7 separate regions of the Mus musculus genome follow, and all the other regions are linked to region 6. Evidence: chromatin loops called from intact Hi-C (ENCODE). Cell type or tissue: heart. All regions are shown on one strand. Region 1 has its middle 4.3 kb from the start of Scp2. Region 2 holds the start of Scp2 (sterol carrier protein 2, liver). Region 3 holds the start of Cpt2 (carnitine palmitoyltransferase 2). Region 4 holds the start of Echdc2 (enoyl Coenzyme A hydratase domain containing 2). Region 5 overlaps Gm40221 (a long non-coding RNA gene). Region 6 holds the start of Coa7 (cytochrome c oxidase assembly factor 7). Region 7 holds the start of Gm40221 (a long non-coding RNA gene).

What was found. Peaks named below come from ENCODE experiments on the same cell type or tissue, not always from the same donor. Only the 100,000 strongest peaks of a DNase experiment are listed, where the experiment ranks them.
Region 1: a loop joins it to region 6, with 5 times the contacts of the local background. A loop is called at or near these places in 5 of 42 quality-filtered maps.
Region 2: a loop joins it to region 6, with 4 times the contacts of the local background. A loop is called at or near these places in 5 of 42 quality-filtered maps.
Region 3: a loop joins it to region 6, with 2.5 times the contacts of the local background. A loop is called at or near these places in 12 of 42 quality-filtered maps.
Region 4: it touches region 6 in a loop (3-fold over the local background); 6 of 42 quality-filtered maps call a loop at or near these places.
Region 5: a loop joins it to region 6, with 4 times the contacts of the local background. A loop is called at or near these places in 9 of 42 quality-filtered maps.
Region 7: it touches region 6 in a loop (2.6-fold over the local background); 12 of 42 quality-filtered maps call a loop at or near these places.

What each region holds. Positions count from the first base shown.
Region 1 is chr4:108,120,893-108,124,892 of GRCm38, forward strand. It overlaps a transcript of Scp2 not described here. Among named protein-coding and RNA genes, the nearest start is that of Scp2, 4.3 kb to the left of the region's middle. In heart, no CTCF peak of the experiment used is centred here; no DNase peak of the experiment used is centred here.
Region 2 is chr4:108,115,866-108,119,865 of GRCm38, forward strand. It overlaps Scp2 (sterol carrier protein 2, liver), which reads right to left and starts at 2,682. Exons shown (of 16, transcript NM_011327.4): 1 at 2,514-2,682. The coding sequence starts at 2,582. In heart, CTCF peaks have their summits at 2,135, 2,344 and 2,677; a DNase peak (open chromatin) is centred at 2,686; H3K4me3 peaks cover 865 bases; H3K27ac peaks cover 921 bases.
Region 3 is chr4:107,921,739-107,925,738 of GRCm38, forward strand. Cpt2 (carnitine palmitoyltransferase 2) reads right to left here and starts at 1,851. Exons shown (of 5, transcript NM_009949.2): 1 at 1,577-1,851. The coding sequence starts at 1,728. In heart, a CTCF peak has its summit at 2,008 (motif pointing right); DNase peaks (open chromatin) are centred at 423 and 1,863; H3K4me3 peaks cover 2,055 bases; H3K27ac peaks cover 1,662 bases.
Region 4 is chr4:108,163,358-108,167,357 of GRCm38, forward strand. Echdc2 (enoyl Coenzyme A hydratase domain containing 2) reads left to right here and starts at 2,080. Exons shown (of 10, transcript NM_026728.4): 1 at 2,080-2,304. The coding sequence starts at 2,172. In heart, CTCF peaks have their summits at 2,060 and 3,237 (motif pointing right); DNase peaks (open chromatin) are centred at 2,174 and 2,444; H3K4me3 peaks cover 1,358 bases; H3K27ac peaks cover 735 bases; H3K27me3 peaks cover 318 bases.
Region 5 is chr4:107,942,722-107,946,721 of GRCm38, forward strand. Gm40221 (a long non-coding RNA gene) reads left to right here. Exons shown (of 3, transcript XR_867994.1): 2 at 881-1,028; 3 at 3,806-4,000. Among named protein-coding and RNA genes, the nearest start is that of Gm40221, 7.3 kb to the left of the region's middle. In heart, a CTCF peak has its summit at 1,677; no DNase peak of the experiment used is centred here.
Region 6 is chr4:108,325,338-108,329,337 of GRCm38, forward strand. Coa7 (cytochrome c oxidase assembly factor 7) reads left to right here and starts at 2,815. Exons shown (of 3, transcript NM_027250.4): 1 at 2,815-2,953. The coding sequence starts at 2,848. In heart, CTCF peaks have their summits at 1,835 (motif pointing left) and 2,593; a DNase peak (open chromatin) is centred at 2,984; H3K4me3 peaks cover 1,873 bases; H3K27ac peaks cover 1,687 bases.
Region 7 is chr4:107,934,969-107,938,968 of GRCm38, forward strand. Gm40221 (a long non-coding RNA gene) reads left to right here and starts at 2,503. Exons shown (of 3, transcript XR_867994.1): 1 at 2,503-2,555. In heart, a CTCF peak has its summit at 2,458 (motif pointing right); a DNase peak (open chromatin) is centred at 2,513.

The DNA of each region.
Region 1 (4,000 bases), 200 kb before region 6:
GTGTGTGTTCATGTGTATACAATTTCTGAGCTCTTTTTAATTTTTTTTTGACAGAGTTTCTCTGTATAGCCTTGGCTTTCCTGGAACTGACCATGCTTCCCTTGAACCTATAGAGATCCACCTTCCTCTGCCTCCCAAGTGCTAGAATTAAAGGCATATGCCATCACTGCCCAGCTCTGAGACCCTTTCTAACCCTTAGAACCTATAGTAAGAGCCCCTCATAGGTCTCCATGGCAGAAAGCATCATTTAGCCAGAAGAACACTCTCTCTCTAAGACACCTCTTGTAATTGTTTTTAGACTGGTAGATGGGTGGGCATTTGGAGCTGAAGAGAAGGCTCAGTGGCTAAGAGTACCTGCTACTCTTACAAAGGGCCTGGGTTCCATTCCCAGCACCCACATCGGACACTCACAACTGGGAGTCCAGTTCTATCTGGAAGTCTAGTTCTATTGTATCTGATGCCCTCTAATGACCTCCATGGAAACTGGGCACACATGTGGCATACATACAAACATGCAGCCAAAACACTCACACACGTAAAAGAAACTAATCTTTAAGGGTGGGTATTCATAAACTCTAGCTATGAGAGGCGAGTAGCTGAGATACAAGCAGGGAGAGTGAGCACTCGTGTTGCAGGCATAATGGAGAGCATCCAGGAGGAAGCAGAGAAGGATCACTATGAGGAAACATCAACACATTTCAGTTCTGATGCTGAACACCAAGCAGGCTTGGTAAGTACTGAATCCACTGTCGTGGGGTCCCTGCAAGCTTCACGATCTGCCTGAGGTAAGAAACTTCTGGAGTCTGGTACCAGGCCAGCTTATTTTAGACATCTTTAAATTTAAATTACAATATAATTTTGGGAAAATGTTTCCAGGCAATTATTATTTCACTCCCACATGCACAGTAAAGCTTAATATGTAACGACATCAAAAACTGTTGCAAAATTCATGTGACCTCTACCATGAAGATGGGTTTTATAGCTTAAAGGCCTAAGATCTGATGTGGCCCCTGGCTAATAGAGGTCGTCACCAGGGTATAAAATACATGTGACATCTCCCCTAAAGATGGATTCTATTGACTGAGAAACAAAAGTAAAGAGAATGGTTTAGAGAGGGAGAGTTTGGGAGAAATGGTCTGGGAGGTCTGGGGGTGTGGGGCTGGGGTCTGGGAGAGGCCTGGCTCTATAGTTAACAAAGATCACCAGAAAATTAACAATATCCAGTCCCAGCCTTTGGCATGGAGAGCAGGTTTTCATTTCCTTCATCGAGGAGAAATTTCTGTGTGGTTAATATTGCTGATTTTCCCCAATGGTTATCTGTGAGCACTCCTGCCTTCTGCACACTGTTTCTGGGGGGAAGCCAAGTTCAAACTGAGATTGGCTGCCCTCAGGAATACTACAAGAAAAGACTTGCAGGGGGCAGGAGAATGGAACAAAGGAGCCCATAGTCCATAGGTCATTTTCATTATTTCCAAAGGCCTAGTGGAAATTCACACACATCTTACTAATATCAATAAATACACAGTTTTAAAAATCAGCATAACGAGGGCTGGAGAGCTGGCTCAGAGGTTAAGAGCACTGGCTGCTCCTCCAGAGGACCTGAGTTCAATTCCCAGCAACTATATGGTGGCTCACAACCATCTGTAATGGGAGCCGATGCCATTTTCTGGCACGGAGGTGTACATGCAGCTAGAGCACTCATATACATAAAAACAAAGAATCTCTTTGAAAAATAATCAAAAAGGGTCTGGAAAGACAGATCAAAGCGCATGCACACAGACAGACCCATTAGCAAACAGTCCTAGTTAGAACTTCTATTGCTGTGAGGGAACACTATGACCAAAGAGCAAGTTGGGGAGGAAAGGTTTGGCTTTCACTTCCATATCGCTGTCCATTATCAAAGGGAGTTAGGACAGGAACTCAAACAGGGCAGGAACCCGGAGGCAGGAGTTGATGCAGAGGCCATGGAAGGGTGCTGTCTACTGGCTTGCTCCTCATGCCTTGCTCAGTCTCCTTTCTTATAGAACCCAGGACTATCAACCCAGGGATGGCACCACGCACAATGATCTGGGCTCTCTCCTATAAAAAAAACTAATTAAGAAAATGCCCTACAGGCTTGACTACAGCCTCTTACAGAGGCATTTTCTTAACTGAGATTCCCTTCTTTCAAATGACTTTAGTTTACATCAAGTTGACATAAAAGTATCCATCACACACACAATTAAAATAATAAAGATGAAGTCTTTGTTAATATTAGCATAAGAGCTAGTAGGATGGCTCAGTGGATAAAGGTAAATGCTGATAAAACTTGACAACCTGAGTTTGATCCCCAGGACCCACAGGAAGGAGAGAACCAGACTGAAAGTGGTCTTCTGGCTTCTGTGTCCATCTTCAACTCTTGTCTACACACACACACACACACACACACACACACACACATGCACACACTCTCTCTCTAATGATAATAATAATAATGTATAAAAATTTTAAATAAGCATAAATTCAAAACATTTATATCCTTAATCTATTGAGTAAATCAGAACTATGGGGGGAAAGGTCTCCTCTTTTCTTATGGATCCCTAGAACCTAGCACCAGGTAAGCACTTAACTAAAGGAGTATTTCATTCTTGAAAGTCAGATTGGCTGATAAAGACATCAATGTGATTTATGGATCAGACATAGCCACCAGCCAAATCAAATCTCTCTCTCTCTCTCTCTCTCTCTCTCTCTCTCTCTCTCTCTCTCTCTCTCTCTGTGTGTGTGTGTGTGTGTGTGTGTGTGTGTGTGTGTGTGTAGTCAGCAAGAGGCGAAACTGAGGTGTCAATTATTCTCAACCTCATTGTTTTGTGCAGAGTCTCTCACTGAGCCTGGAGCTGAACAGTTTGGGTAGACTGAGTGGCCAGCAAACCGCAGGGATCTGCCTTTCTCTTCCTCTCTGACACAGAATTAGGAGGGAGCTGCACCCACTTTTTACATGAGTCCTGGGAAGCAAACTCAGGTCCTCATGCTCGCATGGCAAGCACTTTACCAACTGAGACACCGCCCTGAAGCCCAACAGAATTTCCTCCCCCTCTCCCTCCTCCTCTCCCTCCTCCTCTTCAAGACAGGGTTTCTCTGTGTAGCCTTGGCTATCCTGGAACCCAGAGATCCACCTGTCTCCTGAGTGCTGCCATTAAAAGTATGACCACCATGCTGGATTTCCAACAGAATTTCTTAGGAATTGTTGTGCAACAAATACTAGATGCTCACTAGATATTGACTACAAAATAGATGGGGAAAAGAATAAGAAAATGGGTAATAATAAATTCTGAGAAGATTGAGAAAGAACCAAGGTAGCAAATGACATAATCTCAAATACCTAGAACTGATGGTAAAATAAATAAAAACAAAGCAAATATGATGATGTAATCCCAGCGCTCAGGAGGCAGGGGCCAACAAACAGCTGCAAGCCCAAGAACAACCTGACCTATATAGCAAGTCCCAGGCCAGCCAGAGCTATAGGGCAAGACCCTAGTTCTTTTTTTTTTTTAATTAATTTATTTATTTTGTGTATATGAGTACACCATTGCCCTCTTCAGACCCCCCAGAAGAGGGCATCAGATCCCATTACAAATGGTTGTGAGCCACCATGTGGTTGCTGGGATTTGAACTCAGGACCTTCAGAAGAGCAGTCAGTGCTTTTAACTGCTGAGCCATCTCTCTACCCCCCAAGACCCTATTTCAAAAGCATAGAGCTGGAGAGATATAGCTCAGCTTTATTCATGACAACCTAAGTTCTCTCTCTCTCTCGAACTCACAACATCAAAAAATAAATTACAAGGATCAGGGTGTGCTGGCACACACCTTTGGTTCCCGCACTGGGACACAGAGACAGGCAGGCCTCTGGGCCAGCCTAGTCTACAGAGCAAGTTCCAAGATAGCCAGGGCTATACAGGGAAACCCTGTCTTGAGAAATGCAGGGTGTGGGTGTAGGGGATGAGGGGAGGGGGGGAGAGCGCAA
Region 2 (4,000 bases), 210 kb before region 6:
CATTTCAAATATTTCCCCCAACCTCTGCCAGGAAGGTAGTATACATTTGGGTATGTTTCCTACAAACAAAGCTAGGTAGCATCACACGGAGAATTTCAATTAATTCCCCTTTTTTGTGGTAGTTGGGTTTTGTTTGGTTTTGAGACAATTCTGCCACCACCTGCAGAGTGCCGGGATGCCACCAAACCTGGCTTCCATCCGCTTTTAATATTTTCTGGCATCTCTCCTACAGTTGCTGCTCCAATGTGTATTGTTCCTCACTGTTTTAATGATACTTGGAAGAAAAAAAAACCAAGAGATAAGTTCATTTTTTCAATCTTCCTTGCTTAACTAAAAATGTCAAACTCTCCTTTTTTCTCTCTCTTTCTTCTTTTTTGTTTGTTTATGTGGGTTTTTAAAAATCTGTCTTTAATCCCAGTATTCGGAAAGCAGAGGCAGACAGATCTCTGTGAGTTCAAGGCCAGCTGGGTTTACAGAGTGAGTTCCAAGACAGCCCAGGCTACACAGTGAAACCCTGTCTCAAAAAATATAATAAATAAATAAATATATATTTTTTATTTATAAAAATTATATTATATATGATACAAATACTATATTTATAAAATAAATATCTTCAGTTTGTTAGTGTGTAAGTATGTGTGTATATGTGTAGGGGGCACACTCATACTAAGTGAGGGCAAGGGGCCAAACTCTGACTGTCAAGCCTTTCACACACTGGCCATCTTTGCTGACCCTTGCTCTTTGGTTAAAGTAAGGTCTTACAAAAGCTAGGCTGGCTCTGAACTTGCTATGTAAACTTGAGGACAGCTTTGAACTTCTGATTCTCCTGTCTCTACCCTCTGAATGCTGGAACAATGGGTGGACATCACCATGCCTGGTGTATGCAGACTAGGGATAGAACCCAGGGCTTCATGCATGTTTGGCAAGCAGTCTACCGAGTGAGTCATGTCCCCTGCCCAATCTTGCTTTTATTCATTTTTGTCACGGTCACCCTCACATATAACACATAGCACATGTACTGCATATATGCTTAAATGATGAAACCATCTTTAATTCCTTTTTCTCTTCCCTAAGGAATATTAATATCCCCTTCACCTCCACCTCCCAACTAGAAAAAAATTAAACATATCTTTTTTTTTTTTTCAGAAACTATGCTTTTTCTATACAGCCCATATAAACAGACATTAAGCAATCATGGGAAGACACTTTAAAATGGAACAACATACTAGCAGGGCATGGGGATCAGGGACACTTGCAGGTTCAGAGGGGGGGGGGCAGTTTGAGAGACTGAATCAGAAGTTTAAAGCCAGCCAGGGCCATATAAGATACTTTTTTAAAAAAAAATCTAGAGAATATTCTGGAAAGTTTTACTGCCCACCTACTTACTATATGAGAAGCTCCCCCTCTGAGAAACAGTGGGATGCCCTTTAAGTTTTAGAACATATTAGTCAACTTTTCTATTTACATGTTTTGAATAAATTATTTGTTTTCACCTGTTACTAAGATAATGTAAAATTTGGGTTTTGTTTTTTTTTTTTACAGTACAAAAAGATTCTTCACAGTAACTCTTTCACCAGTAAATCCATTTAATATCAATCATCTAACATTCACTGTCATTAGGCACGAGTGATTTATCACTGTGAGTGATACAGCAGTAAATAATTGTGGTACCCACCCTGTAGCAATACATTAGGAGAATATAGTCATCTGAACAAAGAATCCCAGTGCATCAAAGTAAATTAGAGCTAAGCTCAAGGCTCTAGAGGTAAGAAAGACAAGATAGGGCTGGCGAGATGGCTCAACGGGTAAGAGAACTGACTGCTCTTCTGAAAGTCCTGGGTTCAAATCCCAGCAACCACATGTTTGTTTGTTTTGTTTTGTTTGTCGGTTTGGTTTGCTTTGTTTTGTGAAACAAGGTCTTGATATGATTCAGACTCGCAGCAGTTCTCCTGGCTGCATCTCCTAAAGCTCATACTAGAGATGTGAACCACCCGGCCGGCCTACTCGGGATTTAGAATCTAAGGAAGTGTGAGATTTGTGCTGTGTTGGGGGCTCCTTCACAGACTAAAAAGCTAGAATAAGCAAACAGGAAGGCGAATAAAAAAATGACTGAGAGGGGCTGGCGAGATGGCTCAGTGGTTAAGAGCACCGACTGCTTTTCCGAAGGTCCGGAGTTCAAATCCCAGCAACCACATGGTGGCTCACAACCATCCGTAACGAAATCTGATGCCCTCTTCTGGAGTATCTGAGGACAGCTACAATGTACTTACTTACATGTACTTACATATAATAAATAAATAAATCTTTAAAAAAAAAAAAAATGACTGAGAGAACAAGCCCAAGATACTGAGACCCTAGTGACAGCATCATACACCCTCAGGTCGCCTCTCTGGAGGGAAAGGTCAGAGGGACAGCAGCGCAGACTGTGACCGTCCCCTTGCCGCGCTTCCCTGTCGCCTCGGACTGCGGGGAATAACAGAGGCAGATCTCTCGCTGCTCACAACTCTGTTTACCTTGGTCATGCCAACGCCGACCACGAACACCCGGCGCAGGCGCGGAGATTTCAAAGCGACAGAAGGCATGGCTCCAGCAGCGAAGGTCTCCTACAGACTGAGGCTTTGCAGAACCAAAGCCGGGTCGGGTCCGATTATCCCAACCCCAGGCGTCGGGGGCGGGGCCGCAGCGTCAGGGGCGGGGCCGAGTTACGGGAACCGACCGGAGGAGGCAGGGTAGAGGATGTACGCATGCGTGGCGATCCTAGAGCCAAGTCCTTTATGGGTTCTTTTGACCTACTGTGTTAGACTCAGGCAAAGTTTCTCAAGGAGGCCTCGGTTTCTGTGCTTCCTCTTTTTACAGTGAGAGAGGGAAGGCCTAAAATGGAAGCTCTGGCCTCAGAGGAAACTCAGAATCCTGTGGGGATTCTCTAGAGTGTTAGAGACGTTCTGTATGTGTGAGAGTAGTTACAACACGCAGTATATGAGCAAAAAGCACGATGTACACTAATAAAGTCAGAATTCTATGTGCGGATAAGATGTTTTTTAAAAATTAAGTCAGATCAGGGCTTAGTGGTTCACACCTTTAATATCTCCACACGAGAGGAAGAGGCAGGCAGATCTCTGCCAAAAATGGTACAAAGACCAAAATCCATCAAAGACCTGGTCCATAGTTCCAGGAAACAGGAAAGTCTCTAAATGTGGTAACCTTACGTTTTGGCTTCCGTAGTTCTGTTTCTTGCTAATTGAAGTGTGCCAACCAGAATGTGGGTTTCCATGATTGGACAAGTATCCTCTGTAGCCAGGAGCCATCAATACGAAGTTTGTTCTCAGCCTTAAGAGTGTCTGTGTCGGGCTGGAAAGATGGCTCAGCGGTTAAGAGCACTGACTGTTCTTAAAGGTACTGAGTTCAAATCCCAGCAACCACGTGGTGGTTCACAACCATCCGAAATGCGATCTGATGCCCTCTTCTGGGGTGTCTGAAGACAGCTACAGTCATAAATAAATAAATAAATAAATAAATAGGAAAAAAAGGTATATATTACTATCCCCTAAACTTAAAAAAAAAAAAAAAAAAAAAAGAGTGTCTGTGTCTCTATTACTATCCCCTTTAAAAGAAAAAAAAAAAGAGTTTCTGTGTCTGAGCTGGCGAGATGGCTCAGCGGGTAAGAACACTGCTCTTCTGAAGGTCCTGAGTTGAGATCTGACGCCCTCTTCTGGTGTGTCTGAAGACAGCTACAGTGCACTTATGTATAATAATAAATAAATCTTAAAAAAAAAAAAAAAAACAGACTGTCTGTGTGCTGTTCTCTGGTGGACATGCCTCAAAACAAATTCAAGTCCAGCCTGGAATCATCTGCAAAGTGAGACCCTGTCTCAAAAAAAAAAAAAAAAAAAAAGAAGAAGAAGAAGAAGAAGTTATAATGTGCATGGGGGGGGCTAACTTGCTCTGTAGACCAGGCTGGCCTCACATACAGAAATCCGCCTGTCTCTGCCTCCCAAGAGCT
Region 3 (4,000 bases), 400 kb before region 6:
GGAACTCACAATATAGATGAGGCAGGCCTTGAACTCACAGCCAGCCTCCACCTTCTGAATGCTAAGATTAAAGGTATGCACTACTACCCTTGACTAGTGATAGTATTTATAATTCCAGGAACCTGCCACTACACCTGACAAGCAATATTATTTATACTTCCAGGATCTTACAGACGTTTGTGCTGTGGACAAGACTAAACTATGTTGAATATTCTTACAGTTTTCCAATTCTAAACTACCGACAGTCCACCTGATCTTAAACCTGGGTAAGGCACAGGCCTGCCTGAAAGTCAGTGCCCATCTGACTCAGCAAATGAAAACTCTCTTTCCCAAGCCCTCACCTTTCCCCTACATATTAATGCAGCTCACACAGGCTGTCTGGAGAAGCCAGGTCACACCCTCATCCTGCAATAGCAAAGTCCCTTTCTCTTTCCCCCTCCGTCCTGCTGAATTCAGATAACCTCACTGTAGCTGGTCTCACACATAAGCACACTGGGTTCTTGCTGAGAAGGCACGGTGGGCAGATGACACTGGGTTAAATAACTGCTGGACACGGAGGAAAACAAACCCCACAGCAGGGAACAATACCATGGTACAATGTGTGTCTTTTCCCGGATGGAGCAGGAAGGATCACTGGCAGCTGGGCCAGGACAGTGAGGGGGATTTGAAACAGGTTTGGAGCTTGGTTTGGGAAATAAACAATGAATGCAAAGACAATTTAGGTTTGGCTTAGAGTGAAGGTAATTTCTATTCTGGCAACCTAGAACAAAGCTGAGAGATCAACGAGAAAACTAGACTCCAGATTTAAGGAAGTACTGGGTATTGGGGACAGGGGGTGACGGACATGGAGGAACACTTATTAGGGCTGTTTGAATAGGTCAGGTAGTGTGGGTGAGGTGTTGGGGACCACCCGAAAGAGTGCTGAGGAAGGTTTGGTGGGTATGAAAAAGTTCTAGGTTAAGGCTGACCTTAGAAGATGGAGCAGAAGATGGAGAATGCTAAAATGAGGATAAAGATGTGCTTGCAGCAACGATGGGACACTACCAGAACAGGTACTGGAAGAGGAGTGGGCTGGGTGTTCTCAGCAACAGGTAAAGGTGAATAGGGGACACTGACCCGAGGGAGACCCATGTTAGGAACTGGCTATCCTCCCTCAATGGGGGTGCCCTATATCTTTAATCTCAGCACTCTACAGGCAGAAGCAAGAGGATCTCTAATAGGCCATCCTGGTCTACAGAGCTAGTTCTAGGGCACACAAACCCTCAAAACAAAACAAGGAATTGACCACCCTAGTAGAAAGGATTCGGGTGATTTTCAGGCATTAAGTGTGTAGGGCTCAGGATAGCTGTCTGAAAGATTAATGGAGCGGGCAGGAGTTTGTAGGATTCAAGATGAACTTGTAGACGGGAGGGTTGCGGAGGAGACTTTAAAGTTTCTGAATCTTCTGAGCCAGGGAATTTTCAAAGTCTCAGGCTTTCCAAGCTGGGGAATGTGACTGCCTCCAGGGCCGGAGGTTCAGGGCAAGTCCTAAGCACCAGGAGTCGGGTCTGGGCCGGGGCCAGGAGGCTGGGCTCACCTGGGCAGGCTGTCCTGGTAGTGCATGGTGGGTACGATGCTGTGCTGCAGATACTCGGCGGGCCCCGAGACAGCACTTAAGGGCCGACTAGGGGCTCCCAGGACAAGCGAGGGGCACCGGGGCCAGTCACGCAACAGCAGGCGCGGCATCATCGTCCCGGGCGGCAATGGCGGCTTGAGGACGCGGTGGCTGAGGGAGTTCCCGAGCAAGCAGGCCGCTGCCCTCAGGCCCGGGACACCCGTAGAGACTTAACGTCCAGTTCAACTCCGCCCACAGGGGCACTTCCGGGCACCGATAGGCGGTGGCCCCGCCCACACTTGGCCTCTCCCAGAGCCCGCCCACATCGTGGCCACGCCCAAGAGGCGGCCACGCCCACCTGGGCCGGAAGCGGTCTCTAAACTATAGTAAGCCCAGCTTCTTGCCCGAAGGTGGCAGGCATGTAACTCTGAAGCTAACCTCTTTTCCTTTCACAGAACTGGATAGAAATCAAAAGTAGAGAAAAAAGAAACGCTGAAACTTGGCATTTGGCAGACCTATCCTTGTCAAGGCTTGGTCTCTAGAGACCAAGAACATTTCAAACCTTTGTCTTCTAAGTAGAGAACAAGATCAACAAACGCCTCCACAGTTCTAGATTTACTGAACAATAGTCATACTTATTTCACCAATATAATTTGTTAGGCAGAATACTTTACTCATACTAGGTCCGTGTAGCATTCCCCAAGCCTGAAGTCTTTGAAGTGTGTGGCTTCGCGGGGCGGGGGGGGGTGGGGGTGGGGTGGGGTGGGGGGGGGATAGGGAACTTTCGGGATAGCATTTGAAATGTAAAGAAAATATCTAATAAAAATATTATTAAAAATGTATAACTGGAAATTGGGGGTGCATGCCTGTAATCTGAAGGAGAGGCAGAGGCAGAGTGTCAAGAATTCTAGCCTATATTCAGCTACATAGCGAGTTGGAAGCCATCCTGGGCTACACGGGACTGTGTCTTAATCAAAACAAGAGGAAGGAAGGAAAAAGAATGTACAGGAACCAGAAATGAGCATCCTTTTTCAGATTGAATATTTCAAAGGAAAAAAACAAAACAGGTTCCCTACCAAGAGGAAACCCTTGTCCTCTAGTTCTGGGTGTCTTTTAGCCTCAGTCCACCGTAGGAGGCTACCTGTCAGCACACATGGGTCCTGAAGTCCCAAACTTTTCAGGAATTCAAAGATTCTTGAACGTGAACATCCCCATCCATCGCTAAACCACCACAGGCAAGCAACATATACCATACCCCTCTGGTCTCTGCCTCATCTGTAGCTAAAGAAGTAATAGGTTCTGCTACCACTTATTTTACATAGTGAATTATTCTCACTTGAAGCACAACAGAATTCCATTCTGGAAACACAACCTTCCTTTAGCTCCAGCTGTCTGTCAGGACCCTGTAGATCTGAAGCAGCCAAGTACATTTTGTCTGTTCCATAAGTAGGTAGGCAGAGCCATGAGCTGGAACACATCCCAAAGGGCACTGGATTTGGAGTTCAGGGGACCTGAGTTTGTTTCTCGGGCTCTGTCCTTATTTAGATGACCAGCAGTTAAACAGGAAACTCACTTACCAGCTCCATACTGAAGAACTTTTCTTCATTGACTGAAGAGCTAAGCACAGAATTCAAAGCTAGTGGGAACCAGGGATGTAACTCAGTGGGCAGGGTGTTTGCCTAGCATGCATGAAACCCTAGGTTTGATCCCTAGTATCACATAAACCAACCAAATATGGTGGTGCATGCCTGTAATCCCAGCACTGGGAAGGTGGAGGCCTGAGAATTGATTCGATGTTGACGGGTGGGATGGCTCAGGGAGTAAGGTCCTTGGCACTGATGATGATCTGAGTTAAGTCCCTGAGACACAATGGTGGAAAAGGAGAACAGACTTGTGAAGGATGTCCTCTGACCTCCACACACAACATAATAAAATGGCAATTTTAAAACAAAATTTTAAAAATACCAAACTTCTAATTTTCCTCCCTTGAGAACAGACCTATCTGGCCCAAATTCAAAGTATCAGAATCTCTTGTCTGTACTGTAGAGTGTCATAGGAAGAATATAAAATCCTTTCTGAAAAAGTTCATTTGTCAGGCCAGGAATGCTGGCCTTTAATCCCAGCCCTTGGGAAGCAGAGGGAAACGATTCTGTGTGAGTTCGAGGCCAGCCTGGTCTACAGAGTGAGTTCCAGGATATCCAGGGCTACACAGAGAAACTGTCTCAAAAACAAAAGATCAGTTGTCTCCAAATCCTAGTAGTTTTCAAAACCTTGAAACCTGTGGGGATACTGTCGTCCCTTGAGTGGCGCACCACAAAAGTGACTGAGCCACAAAAGCCATCAAAGTGAACGTTCTTAGAAACAAGAGACTTTAACTAGAGAGGAGGAGAAAGAGTTCACACTTCA
Region 4 (4,000 bases), 160 kb before region 6:
CCCAAGCAACAGGGATTCTTTTGAACTTTTTGAAGAACCATAAGAGTGATCAATCAGTTAGCATGGTGGCACATACCTTTAATCCCAGCACTTGGGAGGCAGAGGTAGGCTAGTTTCTGAGTTCGAGGCCAGCCTGGTCTACATCATGAGTTAACTTACATAGGTCCCGTGATGACTAAAGAGACTGATACAGAGCCAGGCATCCCTTAAGGACTGTTTACCTTTTGCTCTGGAATGCCTTAGAGATTCCAGTGACCTTCAGGTGTGATAAGAAAAAGAAAGTGGAGTCATAAGGTGGTGGCCCACGCCCTTAAAACCTACCCTTGGGAGGCAGAGGAGGATCTCCAGGTTCAAGGCCACTGATCTACAGAGTGAAAGTCAGGACAGCCAGGGCGACACAGAGAAACCCTGTCTTGAAAAGCCAAACCAAACGGAAAGAACAGGATAATGGACTGTGAGGCATTAACAAACTGCCTTTGCTTCTGTAAAGTCTGCTTAGCATTGTGGGAGAGGGGTGAAATGCCTTTTGTTACTATGTATCAGGAAGGAAGGATTTTCCCATGCAGCTCTGAGGTCCAGGGATCTTTGTAATGCATACTTTTCTGATGTCTGCCCTTAGAACCTCCCTAACCTCCACTTCTGCAAGGCACACATTGTTGGCACTAAGAACTGCCAGTCCTTCTGACTAGCACTAGAAACAAACTCATCGAATTTGAATGTGAATTGGGTCTAGAGCTTGTAACTCTTGCACGTACCCTTAATCGATATCCAGCTCCCACGTGATGGCTCACAAATGTCTGTAACTCCAGTTTCAGATGACACCTCTATGGCTCTGTGGGCTCCAGGCTAACTTGTGGTACACATGCACACATAGGCAAAGCACTCATGCACAAAAAATACAAATAATTTTTTTAGATTAAAAGACTTTAAAAAATTGAGTCAGGGTCTGATTAAATAACCCTGGCTGCCTTTAAGTCACAGCAATCTGCCTGTCTTTCCAGTTAAAAAAGCAAAGACTGTCTGCCCTCTCTCTGTCACTGGAAACCAGGCACACAAGTGGTACACAGGCAAACCCTTCACACAACATAAAGATAGACAAAGTCATCTTGTCTGATATTCACATAGCCATTCCTGGTCTGCAAGAATTCTCTCTCTCCTCTGACTCTGTCTCTGTCTCTCTCTGTCTGTCTCTCTCTCTGTCTCTGTCCTCTCTCTCTGTCTCTCTCTCTCTCTCTGTGTGTCTCTCTCTGTGTCTCTCTCTGCCTCTCTCTCTCTCTCTCTCTCTGACAGCGTCTCAGTGGAGCTCCCTGGCTGACCCAAAAATCAATATGTAGACTAGGCTAGCTTTGAACACAGAAATCTGCCCGAGATCTGGGATTAAAGTCATAGCACCCAGCTTCTTCTTCAGTTTGCTAAACGTGGGATTCTTGACAAACAGGGTTTTGGGTCTTTTTGTTTTTTGTTTTTCCTTTTAGCAGTTTGAAAATAGATTGTATAGTTTGCTGTGTTATTTCGTTTTGTCTGCCACAGGGTGGTCTTCAGATCACTGCGTAGCTACGAATGATCTCTGGCTGTTTGTGGTTCTGTTTGACGGAGACACTCTTCTCCCGCTGCTCCTACACATACGAAAATCAGTGGCTTGAGTTTTACTATTAGATGGCCTGACAAAGCACCCATATCTTGACTGTTCACCCCAGATGCTTGGTTGATTTACCCTGGATTGCCCTTCTTTCCTCTGCAAAGGAAGGCTAGGTGGCCGGTGGAGGACAGAAACTGGCAGTTCATAACTGTGAGCCAAAGTTCTTAGTTAAACTGGGAGGGGCCAGACGCGATCTTACAGCCTCTAGGACAGCAGACCTTGTCAGTGGGTGCAGACCACCCCACAGTGACTGATGAAATGACATGATCTGAGGGTACACGTGAAGAAAGTGCACACAACACATTCAGTTTTGGACACCACCTTCCTAGCCGTGCATTCGGATTAAATCTGCAGCATTCCCAGATTTCACGAAGGAGCTGAACTTGGGGTCTGCAGGCTCGCGGACCGCCGCACCTTTCTCTCCGCCCGTAGGTGGAGCCCTTGGCGAGGCCTCGCCCGCCCCGGAACTACGATTTTCCAGCTCTGCCGAGGAGGTCCCGTTCTCCGCGCCACCTTGCCGGCCTGCTCCCCGATGCTACGCGTACTGCCCCGCGCGCTGCGCCTCCCGTGCTCCTGGAGGTTCTCGGGGGCCCGGGACTGCGCCTCTCACGCGACGACCAGGACACCCGAAATCCAAGTGCAGGCTCTGACAGGTCCCAACCAAGGTAAAGTTGTGTGCTGAGACCCAACACATGGGAAGACTGAGGCGGGAGAGCAGGAGGATTGGATCTCAGGGCTCCCAGGGTAGAAGGGGAGCTCCCCAAACTCTCTAGAGGCCCGGGGAGGTGTGGAGCCGAGAGGAGAGCTGGGAGCAGGGCTGTGCGCCAGGAGATCAGGACAACAGTGCTAGCCAGGACTTTTCCCTCTAGAGCCTTGGCAATGATCGGGGACGGGGGTGGGGGGTGGGGGTGGCGGCGGAGCAAATCTGGCTGGACCTGAGGGGACAACCAGAGAGGGAGGGACGGTCCACAGGGTCCACGGACACACAGGGAAACTTCACAACCATCGGCGGCAGCAAGGTCTTTTATTGTACAAAAATACGCTGTGAAGCGTGGGTATGTTTGTTTGGACCTCAGGTGCGTTAGCTGGGTGCGGATCCTTCTCCAATGTAACCTCATCCCATCTCCGTTCCCATGTTGGATATTGTATTGTTCCTGTCTCTTCCTGTTCTTCTGTTTTATTTGTCTCCCCCTCCCCAAAAACAAAAACAAAAACAAAAACAAAAAACAAAACAGGGTTTCTCTGTGTAACAGCCCTGGCTGTCCTGGGGTTCACTCTGTAGACCAGGCTGGCCCTGAACTTCAGAGATTCACTTGCCTCTGCCTCCCAAGTACTGGGATTAGTGGTGTGTGTCACCACTGTCCCGCTTATTTACTTTTTTTTTTTTTTAAGAGTTATTTATTTATTTATTTATTTATTTTGAGACAGGGTTTCTCTGTGTAGCCCTGGCTGTCCTGGAACTCACTCTGTAGACCAGGCTGGCCTCGAACACAGAAATTCGCCTGCCTCTGACTCCCAAGTCCAAGTGCTAGGATTAAAGGCATACGCCACCACGACTGGCTTATTTATTTATTTCATGTATGTCGGTACACTGTCTCTTGTTTTCAGACCCACCAGAAGAGGGCATCGGATCCTATTACAGATGGTTGTGACCCACCATGTGGTTGCTGGGAAATGAACTCAGGACCTCTGGAAGAGCAGTCAGTGCTCTTAACCTCTGAGCCATCTCTCCAGCCCCTTATTTACTATTTTTATTACTGAATGTGAGTGGTTACATTTGCCACTGGGCACATTTTTTAAAAGGTCATTTCTTATCTCCTTTGCTGGCCTCTCTGTCTGTGCATCACATGAGTGCCTGTGGAGGCTGGAAGAGGTGTTCTTACCCCAGAACTGGAGTGACAGAGGGTTGTGAACGGCCATATGAGATCTGGGACTTGAACCCAGATTCTCTGGAAGAGCAGCCTGTGTTCTTATCTGTGGAGCCATCTTTCCAGCCTCCACTTGGAGGTCTTGCTGGCCTCTCGAATCAATTTTCACTTGCACAGATGGCATTGCACTGGGCTTTTTATAGCATCTCTTCAAGGCCTGCACCAAATTTCAAAGAGCTGTTTTTCTGAATAAATCTAAACCACCACCTTCCTGCTGATGGATACATCACCCTCTGTGGTGCACATCGGGTTTTTTTTTTTTTTTTTCTGGTTTTTCGAGACAGGGTTTCTCTGTATAGCCCTGGCTGTCCTGGAACTCACTTTGTAGACTCAGAAATCTGCCTGTCTCTGCCTCGGGATGCTGGGATCCAAGGTGTGCGCCACCACACCCTGCTGCACATCATTTTCGGCAGACAGGAAGTACTACCAGTGT
Region 5 (4,000 bases), 380 kb before region 6:
TTGTCTCCGCTGCCTTCTGCATCTCTCTGTATCTACCCACAGCCCGTCTACCCTTAATCTAAACAACTCGGAGATCCAGGGACATGGGGGAAGGATGAAGGTGGTTGGCAACCAATTTTATGAGCAATAAATTTGAGAGAAGGAGCTTCTGTGATGCTTAGTTCTATCGTAGCCTGAGGCCAGGGTTAGCCACTCCACCCTAGTCGCAGCCAGCCAGCTTCAGCATAGCGCGGTGACTCACGCTGTTCCCAAGGACTTACAACTCCATTTGAGATGAGGTCTTGTTCCCTATGTAGCCCATGCTGGCCTCCAACTCCTGATACTCTCTGTGCTATGATTACAGGGTGGACCATTATTACATCTGGCTATTGCTTCTGACTTCTTACTACAATCTTTGTGAAATTAGACACACCCCTGTCAGAAAATCTACTTCACAAGAAAACCCCATTCTGTGCGCGCATGCGTGCAACATGTATCACACAGAGTGTAGAGGCTTGATGCTGGGGGTCTTTCATAATCCGTTTCCATCCTTTTTTTCATGAACAAGTTTTTTTCAATGTATGGTTGTTTGGATGACATGTATGTGTAGCGGGTGTCTGCAATGCTCAAGGAGGCCAGAGGAGGGCGTTGGATTCTCTGGGGTTGGAACTACAGATCTGGTGCTAGGAATCAAATCCGGGTCCTTGGGAAGGACCAGTGTTCTTAACAGTGAAGCCGTCCATCTAGCTCCTCCACCTTGCTTTTTGAAACAGGGTCTCTCACTAGAGCATACAGATCAGTTAGACTAGTGGCCAGCAAGCCCCTGGAACCCTCCTGTCTCCATGTCCTCAGCACTGTGACTATAGGTACAAACAGCCTGACTTTTTTTTTTTTTTTTTAGCATGGATGCTGGATAAGGAACTCACATGCTCAAGCCTTCACAGCAAGCATGTCCCCAACTGAGCCATCTCCTTGGTTCAGAAGATTCCATTTTCTCAAGAATTCAGAATAACTAGGAGTTAACTGGGCATCTCACAAAGAGTGACAAGGTAATCCTGGGTTTGTTTATCTCTGTGAGCATACTCTGAGAGCAAGCATACTTTGAGAGCATGGGTCTGTAGCAGGACACCCCCTGCAAACTAGAAGGGGATTTATGTGTAGCGTGCACTGCATGGAGGGAGCTGCCCTGGCTATTACTGTTCAACTTCAGAGACAATAGCTACCGGTGAGAGGTAGGAGTCTCAGAGCACTCGGGCCACTGAGGAGAGGCTCTTGGAGGAGGTAAAGACCACGGGCTAGCAATTCAGAACTTGCTAGAGCAAGGGAGTCACCTACCATCACTTGTATTTGGCATAAATTCAAAGGTAAGCCAGAATCAGGAAAAGTTTATAGTATAAAAAAGACTCCATGATATAGTCTTGGCCTTCATCAGGAAGGTGTGTGTGTGTGTGTGTGTGTGTGTGTGTGTGTGTGTGAGAGAGAGAGAGAGAGAGAGAGAGAGAGAGAGAGAGAGAGAGAGAGAGACTAGAAACATTTCTTTATGTGATTGCTTGGGAACATATTTGGCAGTCTCTAGTTGGCCTTTAGTTGGTGGTGGGGGCGGGTGGAACGCTGCCAGCCACTGCCCAAGTCCTGACTGTTCTTGGCAGATTACTACAGCAGAGCTGTGGCTCCCAGGCTGAGGGCAGCAGAGACTGGCAACCAGAGTTCAACTGTCCTATGTCAGCAATGGCAGGGCACCAGCCAGAGACACAGCTCCAACTGTATCTCTGACATCTCAAACACCCTGAAGAGTTCTTTTTGGATACCTGTAATGCCAAATCCTTGACTTTGCCTCAGAAAAGACTTTCAGCCTAAGCCAATATGCAGCAGAGTTGGAGTTTATTATTTAAGCACAGGAACAGAGAAAAGAAAGTGGCTCAGGGCAAGAAGACCTGCCCTGGCGTGGGGGTGGCCTTCTCCAGAGAGTCACAGTTCATTTTCACCACATACATAGGATTTTCAACTCATACATAGGAGTTTGGTGAGTTCTGGAGTCATTACCTTCAAAGAGCCGCTAAGAAATTCGAGATCCCAGGGTAGTTTCTTCGATGTACAAACAGAACTTCAATTTGTAAGACTCTAGGGCCCAATGATGCTCTCAGCTTCATGCCGCAGAAGCACCTGAATGTCCCTGAACCCTCTGGCCTGGAAAGATTGGTGTCTATGCAGCAGCCACCTAAAGCTTGGGGAGAACTTCCTGAAGCTGCTGATGCTCTCACAAGGAAGCCTGCTGTAGGGTCGACCAGTTGTCTTAAATGTAGAGGGTGCTCCCTCTGAAATAACAGCAGAAAGTATAGTACTGTGGCAAAAGTCAACTAGCAATAGTGCCACCTGTTACCAGTATCAGGTATCAGTCTCCATACAGAGCTGTGTGCAGTTTTCCACAATCACCAGAGCGTAGCACCACCACAAACACGAGAGTCATGAGTTGTACAGTGACTTAATGGCTATATATACCTTCATAAGGCGAGAGCAATTTCAGATCTCTGTCAAATATGTGGTCCCCTGTGACCCTGGGCTGTTTGTTGAACCATATGCTCTCTATATATGTATGCATATAACCACTTTAACTCAGAAATATGAAAAATCTGTGTCTTTTTTTTTTTAAGATTTATTTATTTATTTAAAGTACACTGTAGCTGTCCTAGACACTCCAGAAGAGGGAGTCAGATCTCGTTACGGATGGTTGTGAGCCACCATGTGGTTGCTGGGATTTGAACTCCTGACCTTCGGAAGAGCAGTCGGGTGCTCTTACCCACTGAGCCATCTCACCAGCCCAAATCTGTGTCTTAATTAGGGTTTCTGTTGATGTGACGCAATACCATGACCAAAAGCAAGTTGAGAAGAAAAGGACTTCTTTGGCTTACGTGTCTGAATCACAGTCCATTGAGGGAAGCCAAGACAGGGACCCAAATCAGGCAGGACATGAAGGCAGAAGCTGATGCGGAGGCCATGGAAGGGTGCTGCTTACTGGCTTGCTTCCCATGGCTTGCTCAGCCTGCTTTCTTATAGAACCCAGGACCAGCGGTCCGGGGGTGGCCCACTCACAATGGGATGGGTCCTCCCCCCATCAGTCACTAATTTTAAATGCCCTACAGACTTGCCTGCATATAGCTGGATCTTGTGGAGGTGTTTGCTCCTTGAAGGTCCCTCCTCTCAGATGACTATAGCTTGTGTCAAGTTGACATAAGACTAGTCAACACAAGGTCCTCACTGAAATGGAATATTACATCTCTGTTATGGAAAACAGCTACAGGGATCATTGACAATGGCAGTGAGTAGTAATTAAGAACAAGACCGAGCGTCCCTGAATAAATATATATCATTTGATTTGCCAATTTAAAACAATGGGCTGGGGTTGGGAAGACAGGTCGGGAGTAGAGCAGTTGCTTCACATGAAGAAGGCACTAGGTTCAATTCCCAGTACCAAACCAAACCAAAACCCCAAAACCTAAAATGAAATTAATGAACTATATTAAGAAGAAAAATAGAACAATATTGTGTAACATTCTTGTCTTCTGATAAGCCCAGATGTTTAACTTTTTACAATTCTTTACTGCTGGGACTAGAGAGATTTTTCATTGTTTAAGAGCCCTGGCTGTTCTTGCAGGGTTCAATTCCCAGCACCCACATGATAGTTTGCAAACATCTCTAACTCCAGTTCTGGATAATTTGGCACCCTCTTCTGGGCCTCACAGGCACCAAGCACACACGTGGTACAGAGACATACATGCAGGCTAAACACTCATACACATAAAATTTTAAAAAAAATTTTTTTTTGTAGGTTAATTATTCTCAGCTGTCTCTGGAAGATAGGCAGCAATTTTTTTTACCTAATCTCCAGGAGCATGGGGAAGAAAACGGTGAGTGAGTGAACATTTTTATTGCTTAAATTTATTTCCTTTTATTTTTTGAGATCCAACTTTGTAAATCAGGCTAGTCTCAAACACCTTGGCCACAGTGAGCCTCTCTGCTCAGT
Region 6 (4,000 bases):
AGAGTTCTGTGTATTTTCCTTCATGCGTATTTTTTGCTTTAGAGGGGTGGAGAGCTAATCAAAGCCTTGCATCTGCTAAGCAAACACACTACTCAGTAACTATCGGTTCCCAGAGTTTAATTTATTTAACTTTATTTTTTTAGGTTTAGTTTCTTTTTTTTTTTTAAAGATTTATTTATTATTATATGTAAGTACACTGTAGCTGTCTTCAGACACTCCAGAAGAGGGAGTCAGATCTTGTTACGGATGGTTGTGAGCCACCATGTGGTTGCTGGGATTTGAACTCTGGACCTTCGAAAGAGCAGTCGGGTGCTCTTACCCACTGAGCCATCTCACCAGCCCTAGGTTTAGTTTCTTACTTAAGGTGTTGAGGTCTGCCCTCCACCAACATGTATGTAGCCATTTTGTTTCATGCCTACCAACTATTTCATATTATTGCTATAAAATGCCTGCCAGTCACGGACACAGAAAAATAACCTGACTCAAGTTTGGGCTAATCATATACCCTGTATGTTCTGTATGTGGTATGTTAATCTTAAGAAATTCCACAAAGCTTTACGTCGGACCCATAAAAATCAAAGGTCAATATGAACTGTTATGTCTAAAATGGCTTGAGTCAGAGCTGACCACTGGGCAGCACTTCCTACGCCTACATATGAGCTCAGTGTGTGTTTCCTTTATAAGCCTTTCCTGAGAATACACTAGTACCACAAAATTAGGTTCCCGAGTCCTTTTTGTGGCCCTGAATGTCCAATTTTGGGGTATTCATTCAATAAACTGTTTTTGCTTAACTGAGAACAGTGTTTTTATGGTGGTTCCTGGTCCCCAACAAAGGCAATCTTGTTATGTAGCCCAGGTTGGCCTTTAACACACAACTATCTTCCTGTCCCAGCCACCTGAATATAAACATATGCCACTATGCCTGACTGAAATTAATTTTGAACACAAGGGTCTCAACTAGGCATGGTGATACATACCTTTATCCCAGCATTCAGATGCAGAGGCAGGCGGATAGGCAGATAGGCAGATTTCTGCGTTCAAGGAAAGCCTGGGCTACAGAGTGAGTTCTGGGACAGCCGGACTACGGAGAAACCCTGTCTGGAAAATGAGAGAGAGAGAGAGAGAGAGAGAGAGAGAGAGAAGAAGAAGAAGAAGAAGAAGAAGAAGAAGAAGAAGAAGAAGAAGAAGAAGAAGAAGAAGAAGAAGAAAGGATAAGAAGAGAAGAGGGGACAGGAGGGGAGGGGAGGGGAGGGGAGGAGAGGGGAGGGGAGGGGAGGGAAGGGAAGGGAAGGGAAGGGAAGGGAAGGGAAGAGAAGAGAAGAGAAGAGAAGAGAAGAGAAGAGAAGAGAAGAAGTTTCTCTGGCTGGCCTAGAACTTGGTATGCAACTGAGAATGACCTTGAACCCTGACCCCCCTTGCCTCTACCTCAACAAGTGCTAGGATTGCACCATGCCTGTTTTAGGACATGATGAAGACTGAACCCAAGGGACCAGGCAAGTTCTCCAACAGATGAGCTACTTCTTCAGCCTAAATATTATTATTATTTTTTTTTAATAATGGCTTACTGTTTTCCAAGCTATCCTGGAACTCCTGGAGGCCAGGTGGTGTGGCCTCTTCTGAGGCCTGGGCTTGCTCAGTTCTTGGAAACAGAGATTTATGTCTAGTCTCCTGAACTGCCAATGTGAAGCCTGTCATGGAGTCAGCCTGTCTCAGTTATACAGAACAAAGCAAGTAAGCTTCTAGATGTATCCAGTAGGAGTAGGTTAAGGAGGGAGGCTCCAAAGTAAAGGTCAGGCCTTCTCATCCTGGACCATGTATTCTAAGGGCTCCCTCTAGTGATTACAGATATAAACAAGATAAAAAGAACACGGATAGGTGGATGTGGGAGCTTGTATCTGCAACAGTACTCAGTAGGCTGAGGGGGGAGGATTGTCTCAAAGTGAGATTCTATCAAAGGAAAAACAGGAGAAGCCATACATAAAAGTCAGTTTTAGCCAGAGGCTCTGGAGTAACGCAGAGCTTGTGCTATCCTGTGAAAGATGTGTCATGGAACTGCTTTTAAAACCATGAGTCCATTCCCAATCGGCCTTTCCCTTTCTCCTTGCCCCAATAAACCTCTTCGGTAAGATCTGTTGCATCATATGACTTCATAGTGTTCCTTGGCTTCAATCCGCCATGCTGCTGTTCTAAAACTATTATAGTGACCATGTTGTCACTATAATCCCGACCACTGATGTGTTCTAATCATAACTCGCAGTCATATTAATATGGATGATTTTGATGGGTCTACAAAGAATATAGAGATAAGGGCATCCCGTGGCAATTGCACAGATTTATTTATTTCGGTTTTTCCGGCCATATTTGGGACACACAAGGTATTCAAAATGCTTGCCACCCAAATGAACGAATGCTTTCGGAATAGATTTCAAGTTCTGTTTTACGATGCTTCAGAGTACTTGGTGGTGAGCTGCAGCCCAACGCTGTAAGCTTTGGTAAGGCTGGGACCTGAGCTCCCGGCTGTGTCGGCTTTAGAACCGGAACTGAAGAATGTCTGGCTGATCCAGACTACAGGGAGAAAACCATTAAGGGGCAGTATGGCCTCAGATAAACCGACGCAGAAACCTGGGAGAGGGCTGTCCAAAAAGAAGAATAAAAGCCTGGAGGGGTGGGGGGGGTGGGGAGCTACCACCGCAAAGGATGATGGGAAGCGGTAATCGTCTCCTTCCTTCCAACCCGCCCCCGTACTGAGGAGCGCTGACGTCACGCACGCCGCCGGCATGCCCCGCCCCTGGGCTGGCTCACGTAACTGAGGGTGGAGCCACAAAGCGATTTGTGGGAGTCGGAATCATGGCGGGCTTGGTTGACTTCCAGGACGAGGAGCAGGTGAAGTCCTTCCTGGAGAACATGGAGGTGGAGTGTCACTACCAATGCTACCGCGAGAAGGACCCGGAGGGTGAGCGCCAACTGCGCAGCCTGGGACATAGGGGAGGGGAGCGAGCGTGGGGTGCAGTCGTGGTCACGTGGCGGGCCGAGGACGCCTAAGGACCGGGTCAGGGTCACTACGGGCCTGTGGGCGGGAAGTTGTAGTGCATCGGGGGCGGGGCCTGCAGCGGAGGGCGGAGCCCTCAGGCTAGATGCTGTGTAGTCAAGTTTAGGGTGCTAGGACTGGAGGTGTGAGGGTGAAGTAGAACCTCGGTGTACATGTCTTTGAGGGAATCATTTAACATGCAGGAAATAAATGAAATATATGCTAGTAGTAAATGCGAGCCAGAATTGGTTGGCATCTTGCACCTGTAATTCTAGCGTTCGGGAGGCTGAGGAAGGAGGATCACTTAGAACTCAGGAGTTAAGGACTAGCCTGAACTACATAGCAAAACCCGGCCCAAAAAAAGAATTGGAGAGGGAGATTGGAGTGGTGGTCCAGTAATTAGGAGCCCATTTAAAGTTCTAGGAGATCCAATGCCTCTGGCCTCTGCTGCCACCACACCACATGCTCGTATACACACATCCATAATTTAAAATAATAAAAATTAAATCTTTTTTTTTTTGAGACTGTCATTATGTAGCCTTGACTGGCCTAGAACTTACAGTGTAGGCCACGCTAGCCTTGGACTCAGAACTGCTTCCTCTATCTTCTGAGTTTTTGGCATGAGCCACAGGCCTGTTAACAAATTAATAAATTAATTAATTTGTTGAGGTGTTATTCTTTGTGTAGTCCTGACTGTCCTTCTGTTGATCAGGCTAGCCTGAAACTAAGATATCTGCAAGCTTCTGTTTCTCAAGTGCTAGAAGGTGTGGGCTGCCACCATCCAGCACAAAATTTTAAAAAAAAATTTTTTTTTTGTTTTAGTTTTTTCGAGGGAAAAAAAAGTTTTTTTAAGGTAAGTGAAATGTGATAAAAAGAACTGAGTGAAGGGCACTGCCCAATGACATGGCTTTTGAATAAAGCTTTGAAGGAGGAAAGGAACCATTGTAAGTCTTTGCCAGGCAGAGGTAATAA
Region 7 (4,000 bases), 390 kb before region 6:
ATGGGAACATCTCTAGAAACAAGTCTCTTAAAAAAAAAAAAAACTTCTCAACTTTATTTTTACACATGTTCGAGGTTTGCCTACATATGTCTATGTTCATGCAGTGCTCACAGAGGCTAGAAGAGGGCACTGGATCGCCTGGGACTGGAGTTACAGGCACGTGTGAGCTGCCACATGGGTGCTGAGAATCAAGCTCAGGTCCTCTGCAGGAGCAGCCAGTGCTGGGCCATCTCTCCAGCCCCTCCAGTCACCGTCTGTCTCTTTGACTAGTTCCAACCATCATGGCCTCTGTGGGATCATACTGTGTGCCTGGCACTTTCCATGTGCTTTACATACATTAATTCATTGCCTCTTCACCTCAGCCCTGTGACATGGTATTATTATTTCTCCACTTTACAAGGGAGGAGCCTGAAGAAGCCCCGAGAGGCTGAATGACTTTCCCACGTCCTTCAGATGGGAGGAAGTGAAGTGAGACTCCAACTTCTCCTTTTGGCTCTCTGACCATCTGGTCACACATAGCACCCAAAGTCATGAATGAAATGTCAGAGCAGGCCCATTCTTTACTTAAAGCCCCTCAGTGGCTCGCCCAGCTCACTCACAGTGAAACTAAAGCCTTATAATGGCCACAGTGTCAACACTGGGGATTAACCATGACTGTCAGGCCATTCTGTTGCCATGTTTGTCTAGGGAGTTTTATTGGGATGCAGTCCTACCCACTCTTTAAAAAGAAGAAAAGAAGTATTTCTTTCTTTTTTTTTTTTTTTTTTTTTTTTTTGGTTTTTCTGAGACAGGGTTTCTCTGTGTAGCTCTGGCTGCCCTGGAACTTACTCTGTAGACCAGGCTGGCCTCGAACTCAGAAATCCGCCTGCCTCTGCCTCCCAAGTGCTGGGATTAAAGGCGTGCACCACCATGCCCAGCCCAGTATTTAATTTTCATGATGCGTGTATATACATAAGTGTGAGTGTGGGTATGAGTGTGTATGTGTGTGTGTGTGTACTCATGTGTGCTCATGGAGGCCAGAATAAGGCATGAGATCCTCTGGAACTGGAGTTACTGATGGTTATAATCGATCCGACATGGGTACTGGAAATGGGATCCAGATCCTCTAGAAGAGCAGCAAGCTCTCAGAACCACTGAGCCATCTCTGCAGCACCTCCCCTCCCCCCCACCCCCACCCCCCATCTCTAAGGCACCTCCCTCCCCCTGCCCCGCTCCATCCTTTCACATAATCTGCAGCTGCTTCATACTACTGTGGCCAAGTTGCATAGCCAGTTCTAAGAGACCACAAAGTCTGAATGTTAAATGTTAAGTATCTGTTCTCTCTACTTTTCCTTCTCCCTCTCCCTCCCCACTTTCTGTATGTGTGTGTCTTTCTCTCTTACACACACACACACACACACACACACACACACTCACCTCACGGGACTTGATTCTGCTCCAGTCACTCTAGTCTCCTGGCCTCCGTGCTGCTGGGCTCTGCCCTTGCTGGTCTTTCTGCCGGGACTTGGGATCCTGGACCCCCTTGCTCCCATTGGTCCTTTACTCAGCCTCTTGCCAGGGCCTTCCCCAACACCTTATAGGAAGTCCAGAACTATTCACGTCCACATTCTCTGTCTTCTGCTCCTGCTTTGTTGTTTCCCGTGGCCCTCAGCATCATCTCAAACAGAACCTCCCAGAGTCTTTTCCTATATTGTCTGTGGCTGGAATGCCCAGAGAGCCGTGTCTGGAATGAAGTCAGCGGCTCAGTCAATCTCTGAAGAACAAATGAGCCGCTTGGCAATTGTCTGCTGACCAGTGTCCCTGTTCCTTGTGTTTTCTCTCCTTGGGTCTGGCTCTGTGATTCCTAATCATCCTAAAGTCAGGGATTTGCCTTCTAGCACAATCCACTCCCTGAGAGGAATAGCCGGCCCTCCATGACCTGGCCCTGTGCCTCCTCCCAAGCTGTAGTTCTCTCTCTCTCTCTCTCTCTCTCTCTCTCTCTCTCTCTCTCTCTCTCTCTCTCTCTCTCTCTCTCTCTCTCGTAGCCCATGCTGGCCTCAAGTGTGCTATGTAATGGAGGATGGCCTTGAACCTCCAGCTCCTGAGTGCTGGAATTGCAAGCATGTGTCACCACAACAGCCTCTGCTGTCCACTTCTGTCAGTTCTTTTAGAAAACCCCTCCCAAACCCGGATTGCATGGCCCTTATTCTCAGGAGCCTCCTAGCTCCTCCTTCCTAAAGTCCCATCAAGTTCAAATGCATGGTACCCACCCAAACCACAGCCCTCACAGGCATGGGCAACTGACTCAAGTTTAAGTTGTTGGAATATAAAATCCTGCTGTATAAAATACTAATACATTTTGATCATGTGTCTGTAACTTTAAAATATATAACTCTTCTCAATTTAAATAAACGTTAATTACAATGCAATTTCAAAGGGGCTATCCAAGTCCATTGCAAATAGTATTTGCAGTCTGGCCACGCGGGGGCACCACTTTAGCTGGTAAACAGAAATCCCTGGGCCTGGGCTGCCAGCTGCATCTCCTCAAGCTGTTGTTTATACACGCCAGCATCTCGGTGAGTAATGGTGGGAGTTTATTTAGTTCTTGTGCATTTAAATTCTCTTTAAGTATCTTATACTGATGTCATCCAGACACTCCAGAAGCCTTGGGACTACTGTGTGTGCTCACAAATGCAGCTGTGCCATCATTAGTCACAACTGTGGGGAGGTTGGACGCCTCAAGCTTCCCAATGCAGAAAGCAGAGAACATGCTAAGAGCTTACAGAAGGATGCTCTCCGGAAAGCACATCCACTGGAAATACCCTGTCCTGTTTGCAAGAGATTGTTCTTGGCTGCTTGCTCAGAACTCCTTATAGAGACCCTGGGTTAGCTGCTTGTCCAGCAGGGAAGCTCAAAGGCCATGGAGTGAGACTTTGTGGCTTTAAATCCTGACCCCATCACTACTAAGCAGTGGTTCATTGTCAAGTCATGAGTTCCCTGCTTCTCATTTCCTTTTCTGTAAAATGGGGTTGCAGCTACACAATTCCAAGGGCTAACTGGGTATTCCCTACAGAGGCTTGGGACAGAGGGCATGCTTTTTAACTGTGAGCCATCTTTTCTTTAGTATCCTTACTCTGAGCTTGCCAACCCCAAGATGGAGTTCCCCGGTGTCTTCTTGTGTTGGCCCATGTGTTGATTGCTTGACCCAAAGAATCAGTGATCTTGGTCTTTTGCCAATTCCTGGTTGAAATTCAGGAAGAACATTTGGGCTTTCCTGGAGGTGTAGGGGAGGGAGCATTCCTCTCCCAAGCCAGTGTGGTCTTGGGGCACTGCCAATCATAAACACATTCATCTCTTTCCAACCTGGGTTTTTCTAGGCTCTGGGTATCCTGAAGCCTGGGACCGTGTGGTTGGTCCTAACACAGGGCACAATGCCCGGAGAGCATGCAGTTTGAACAGTGTGAATGGTAAGAAGTGTTCTGCATGCCCAGAAGTGGAACAAAATCTGAGTGGGAAGATGGAAACTAAAAGTCAGCCTAAGTTGCCCATTGTAGGCTTTATATGTTTCAGACAGAGGTGGGGGCAAATGAAGAAAAAATCAGGGAAAAGGGTCAGTCAATAGGCAAATAGGTAGGGTGGGACTAGTGGAGGCAGTAGTGGGTGACAGTAGAAGTGACAGTAGAGGGTGACAGTCTACTGAATACTGAGCAGGTTCTCTGCTTTCCAATGACTTGCATGGCTCTCAAGAGGTGACAATCACCCAGGCAAATGAAGCCTCAGGTAGGCTGCCATCGATTGATCCCATATTGACTCATTGATGGGGAAGGCATCTGTATAAGTCACGATTTCCCAGAGAAACAGAACCTGCAGAGTGTGTGTGGAGAGAGGCTGATGTTCACATGGAATTGGCTTGCACATATGTGGTAGTAAAGTTCCCCAAATCTCCCAGGGAGGCAGACAAGCTGATTGATGGAGGGCAAATTCCTTTTCCCAAAGATCATATATTTAAATGTCAATCTGA